Regions from separate parts of the Mus musculus genome. Here region 2 is linked to region 1. Evidence: chromatin loops called from intact Hi-C (ENCODE). Cell type or tissue: gastrocnemius. All regions are shown on one strand. Each heading gives the region's core, and the rest is flanking DNA. Links, peaks and the distances in the headings are about the cores only. Region 1 has its middle 28 kb from the start of Gm25417. Region 2 overlaps Plod2 (procollagen lysine, 2-oxoglutarate 5-dioxygenase 2).

Evidence for each region. Hi-C counts contacts between places; a loop is a spot of excess contacts. Peaks named below come from ENCODE experiments on the same cell type or tissue, not always from the same donor. Only the 100,000 strongest peaks of a DNase experiment are listed, where the experiment ranks them.
Region 2: a loop joins it to region 1, with 6 times the contacts of the local background. A loop is called at or near these places in 28 of 42 quality-filtered maps.

The regions. Positions count from the first base shown.
Region 1 is chr9:92,498,456-92,501,380 of GRCm38, reverse strand. No RefSeq gene overlaps it. Among named protein-coding and RNA genes, the nearest start is that of Gm25417, 28 kb to the left of the region's middle. In gastrocnemius, for the core only: a CTCF peak has its summit at 1,478 (motif pointing left); DNase peaks (open chromatin) are centred at 780, 1,191 and 1,471.
Region 2 is chr9:92,607,547-92,610,471 of GRCm38, reverse strand. Plod2 (procollagen lysine, 2-oxoglutarate 5-dioxygenase 2) reads right to left here. Exons shown (of 19, transcript NM_011961.3): 19 at 2,044-2,925. Among named protein-coding and RNA genes, the nearest start is that of B430319G15Rik, 66 kb to the right of the region's middle. In gastrocnemius, for the core only: no CTCF peak of the experiment used is centred there; a DNase peak (open chromatin) is centred at 1,502.

The DNA of each region.
Region 1 (2,925 bases), core at 123-2,622:
GATGTAGAAGTGATTATTTATTTATATGAAATACACTCATAGATTTTCCTGCTTTGAAATTGCGCACACGCACATGCACTCGCGCAAGTAAGTACACGCGCACAAATGAAACATACCCTTTTAAACTTTTTACATAAAAGTTATCATTTGTGTAATAGTTACCTGGAACAGATGTATTATCTTTATTGTTAAAGATCATTACAGGGGCTAGAGAGATAGCTCAGCACCCAATGGTACCTTATAATCACCTGTAATCCCAGTTCCAAGACATCTGATGGCTCGTTTGACCTTTATACATACACATGGGCACTCATATACACACACACAAAAAAAAAATCTTTTTTTTTTTTTGAATTACCACAAGTTGGAAACATGTTCACTTTCTTTTACAAAATGATGTTGTTGTTGTTTGTTTGTTTGTTTGTTTTGTTTTGGTTTTTTTCTACATACCGCTGGTCTGTCTGCATAGCCTTGAGTTGTCAACGTCATCCTCAGAACTCCCAGCATCACAGGGTTCATTATAGCAGGGGTGGGATGAATCCAAATGAAAGCCAAACCCAACGGCTTCTTTCTCAGAAAGGACAAGGTGTTCTTGGGAACTTCTTAGGCTCCACATTAAAGGCTCTGTCTACTGAATTACTGGGCAAGCTTCATGTGTGGTTTCCCACCAAGTGACTGAGTGGTGGGAAACAGACAACTGTGATGTCTGGCTTTTCTCGCTGCCTAGTGATAAACTGACTTGCAGAGCCCTGTGAAGGAAGAACATAGCAGTTGATGAGGTCGACGCTTTGTGCCCTGCCTAGGTTGGACCCCCCACAGCAGTGAGGGTGTCTCTCTCTGGGTGCTGGTGTATTTATGTACACTGACCTCAAGAGTACGGAAAAACAAATTCGAAAACTAAGAATAAACTCAAAATACCAATGTTGCGTTAAATGTTTCAAAGCTCTGGGAGAGTCTTGACTTTATGACAAGGAAGCAGGAAAAAGAAAAACAAAACCGACAAAACAAATAAACAAACAAAAATGGAGAACTGTGTTTTCTCTCCTTGTTTCTCTGAGTTTCCAGGGTACTTTGGACATATGACCTTGGTCTCTTCTGACATCAATGGGAGGAGAGGGCCTTGGTCCTGTGAAGGTTTGATGCCCCAGTGTAGGCGAATGCTAGGCCAGTGAGGCGGAAGTGGATAGGTGGGTGGGGGAGTACCCTCATAGAAGCAGGGGAATGGGGGATGGGAAGGGGGTTTGCAGAGGGGAAAACGGGAAAGGGGAAAACATTTGAAATGTAAATAAACAAAATAAAAAATAAATAATTAAAAAAATCCTTCATTGAAGATTAGAATGAAACACGAGTGGTCCTAGATGCCCTTTCTAGGTTCAAATCCTTACATCTCATAGATCAGAACAGATGGAGTCTTCTTGACTGAGAAAATAATTGTGGTTCACTAGTGAAATCCACAGGCCTGTGCTGCCCCCTACCGTTCAGTGTCATATTCCGTCTTCGGACACCACGGGTGGGAGGCTGCAAAAGGGGTAAGACTTTGTTCTTAAGTCGCTTCTCCCAAGTACCCTCCCTTTGCGTATTCCCACAGCGATCAACAGTATGAAAGACAGTACAACTTCAATCTCTTCTTACATGTTATGCAAGAATTGAAGCTCTCATTAGCCTTCATGGTTAGTGAAGAGAATTTAGACAAACTTTTTAAGAACTTGTTCAGTGAAAACGTCCTGTAATTTGACAAATGAGCTTTATCCGAGCCTCAGTAATTGGGGAGCTGGAAAATTAAATGAATCTTAAATGAATTTGGGAGGAACAAAAGCTCCGTGAAGCTGGACCTTCAATGTGAATCTTCTGCAAGGATAATTAACTTATATCATCTTTAATTGTAGTGAGGTTGGAATGGTGCAGGTCTAGAGCTCAATTATAATTTACCTTGGGCCAGTTATAATAGCCACCGAAATAGCTGTATCTTGCCCACCTCAGTAGCCAAACCTGCTGTGACCCGTAAAAGCATTTGGAACACACTAACTTAGCAGAACACCTCCTTCTGCCAACTCCAAAATTAAGAGCACAACAAAGCATGTGAAAACATGGCTCAGATCCTCTGCTTTGCTGTCGCCTGCCTCTCTGATGTCCCCACCAGTGTGGCTGGAGAAGATTAGATTTATGATGTTCTTGCTGCTGTAAAGCCCCATGAAAATGCTTCAGCACTGAACAAGGAATTCGGGGTTACTAAATCTGTGGTCACAGTCCAGAACCAACAACTTCTTGTTCCCTTTGAGATGAGAGTTATGTTTCAGCATTAACAACCTTTTCAACAGCAATACTAGAAATTTTAAGCATTTAAAGACAATCTACAATATAATCATGTGATGGCTACAAAGATGACGCTCTCTCAAATCGAAACAGAACTCACATAGTGCAATAATCTGCGGACACAGTGCAATGGTTTGATGCTTATGTTATAGAACTTTCCCTATATATCGGGAACTTCACGCTGTTTTTAAAAACAGTTTCTTTCTATGCTGCTACAATTGCAAGCTAAATAATCTTAAAATTCTCTTACTGGCAGAAGCCTAGAAAGTCTGGTTGTAGTATGAACCAAACATATTGACGGCAAAGTGCAGTTCACATCTGGAAGAGTAAGGGTTTAGTAGAGGCTAAAAGTGAGAAGCAATCTCAATGCCTGACTATGAAGAGAGGCTGCACGGGTTTCTACAGTCCGTTTTAACAAATTGAGTAAAATTTACCCTATCTCTGATTCACTATCCAGAATGAGGCTGGTGGTCAGCCTTGAGCTTACCAAGGTGTGGTTTTAGAACACAGACTCACCAACAAAACAGAAAGCCCTAGAGGTACACACTGGTACAAAGGGTGAAATTCATCCATTGCTAAGTGGCCACAAAGGCAATTATGTATGATGAATAT
Region 2 (2,925 bases), core at 270-2,769, 110 kb before region 1:
AACATCATCAACTTGACAGCACAAAAAACGCTCTTATAACTTAACATAGGGTTATGTACCTGTATGGCAAGAGCCCTTCCAATGGGCTCCAAGCCCAGTCCACAGCTCAGTTTGCATTTTAGAAGCATGCATCCATGTACTTTTCTACTTTCTTAATTTAAATCAAAGCTTGTTTTTTACACACACACTCACACAGCCTCTATGTTTTCCTTCAATGTATATTTAATAACAATTCCAAGTCTGTACTTGTTCTGTGAAAGGCCACAGAAAAACACTGCTGACAAAGCCTGCTTTCATGATGTCCTAAATAATTTAATTTTCCAAAAACAGCATCTAGTGAAAGGAAGTTATTTATACAGACTGATTCTCCACCGTGAACAGCAATTTTAAATTCTATTAGATTTGTCTGCCATTTAAAGGGATCTGGTGTGTAAGTGGTCCCAAACTCTGAATGAATGACATGTCTAAACACTAACACATAAGGTGTGCTCTAGTGTTTAGCCAGCAGGCAAACTAGCAAGAAAGTGGGCTACTTCTATCACTCAGAGCTCCGCTTATTACATTCATGTGTGCTTTTCCCAAAATTTTACTCTATGAAATTACCAATATTAGTTATTTTTTAAGGTAAAGCAGAACAGAGAATGAAATACTAGAATATAATGATCTGTTCTAGGGGACAACTTTCATACTGATTCCATGTGCATAAATAGTTAGTAAAAGCAGACATGAGGCATGTATAATGAACGGGAGTAAGAGGTTCTGGTTTCAAACATTAGCGGAAGAAAGAAGAAAAGGAGAAAAATAATGTGGAGCAAAATAACTATCATGAGGATTTGCAAGCCTGTCCTTTTAGACATGTAAATGATTTTTTGTGTGTGTTTTCTTTCAATAATGCCTAAATGCATTCACATAGTGAAATATTGCAGTTGTAAGGAAAAAGCACAAAATCCGTTTGCTCTTCCAAGGTCTCACACGTTTATGCTCCTCTCTAGAATTTTATACACACACACACACACACACACACACACACACACCGAGAGAGAGAGAGAGAGAGAGAGAGAGAGAGAGAGAGAGAGAGAGAGAGAGAGAGAGAGAGAGGACATGGATTTTTTTCTTGCTGGTCTTACACTCCAGCAGCATGATGTTTACCTCATACACACTCTCTTGCAGAGACATCTGTCATTTTGTTATTCCTGAAAAGAACACATGAATCATGGCTCCAGGAACTCTTCCCATCAGCGTCTCAGTAGTCCATTTTCTCCACCTACCCAATCCTACATCTCCCCATCTTTAACTTGTATCATCTACTTGTGGGAGGTTTACTCTAATTATGATTCTAGGATACACTGTGTATTATTTCATTAAAGGGAGACGAAAAATGAAACCCGAAAATTTGCTAATGTGCTGTGTTTACTCAATTCCTGAAAACATGGCCTGACGTGTCACGAAGGAGCCAACGCCTGGCATCTGGCCCCCTCTGGACAGTGTAGCATGTGTCCGAGGCTAGCCTGCAGAGAGTAAGTCTGTTAGTCTGCTGGACCTGGATGGTGCCACCGCCAGACCAGATCTACTAATTGTGAACACTGCCTGGAGTGCGATTAGATTAATAAATCATCACTAAAACGCGTCCTCAATCTGGCTGATCTACTTTGCATGTTTGGGGACACCAAGAAGAGCACAAGGAGGGAATCCCACTTCTTCCTGGTGAGCATGAGAGCGGAACCACCATATCCTCATGGCTTGGAACAGAACCTGGATCCTCAGATATTCAAAACTACAACTAGACAAAGATGCAGACTGAGTGAATGTATGGCTTTCGTTTGCACTCCTATAGAATGAATTATATCATCTCCCTGGTAAGATGACCTGTCACCGTACGAGTAGAAAAATATAGCTGAATTTAAAATGTACGTAGTAACTGATATACTATTAAGCCATCAAGGTAAATGAAATAATTACGGCTTTTATATCAGATATGCTTTCAGGCTAGTTTACGATACATTCAGTTCTAAAGAAACACCAATAAGACAGAGAGGCACAATGTTTATTTTAAATTATTTTATTTTTCATTATTTCCTAACACACAGAGTTAGAAAAATGAATTTTGGCACCGTGAATAAAGACTTTCTTCAAGTTTAACCTTTAAATTAAAAACAGTAGCTATAGTATATTTAAACCTCATTTGGAGAAATATTAAAAATTGAAATAAAAAATTTTGCTGTGGGAACTTTTAACAAGTAGGGTAGAGGAAAAGTAATTAAGGAGACTAAGAATGAGAAAATAGATTGCAGTGAGGGAAAGAAAAACCCCTCCCCTAGGGGGAAAAAAGAGACCAACTACCAACTATAGTCAAGGGTAAGGAACAGGCTCAAAAACCATCTTCCTGATATAAAATTCAAGTACGTAAGCTTTAAAAAAAACATAGTAAAATTTACTACTGATCTCAATGAAACTGTTATTTTTCCTTACTATTTTCTATAATGGGGGGGGGGGGGACTAGAAGGAAACAAATCCTGCTGACATAAGGACACTTGGAGCTGACGCTTGAAGCACTTTGTAAAGCAGAAAGACATGAGCTTCCCCTGAGACTTGCCCTGGAGGAACACAGGGGCCCAATTTCCACCAGAAACGAACATCTGCCTCATGCACTGTTCCTTTCCAGTGGCTATGCTTCCATGGCTATCTGCACTAGGTTTCCTGAGGGAAACCTTTGTGCAATATTTTCTTTGGGTTTTCTTCCTAATTCCTGGAAAACAGCCCTACACAGAGGTCAATGTGACTTAATAATTACATAGAGCCAGTAGGCGTCAGAATCCCAGGCTTTCAGGTTTGCTGATTTTCATTTAGAACCGTTTGCTATACTTCCCCCACCGATAAATAAAACCTTCTCAGGTTCTTCTTAAATAAGAACATATTACCAGGCTT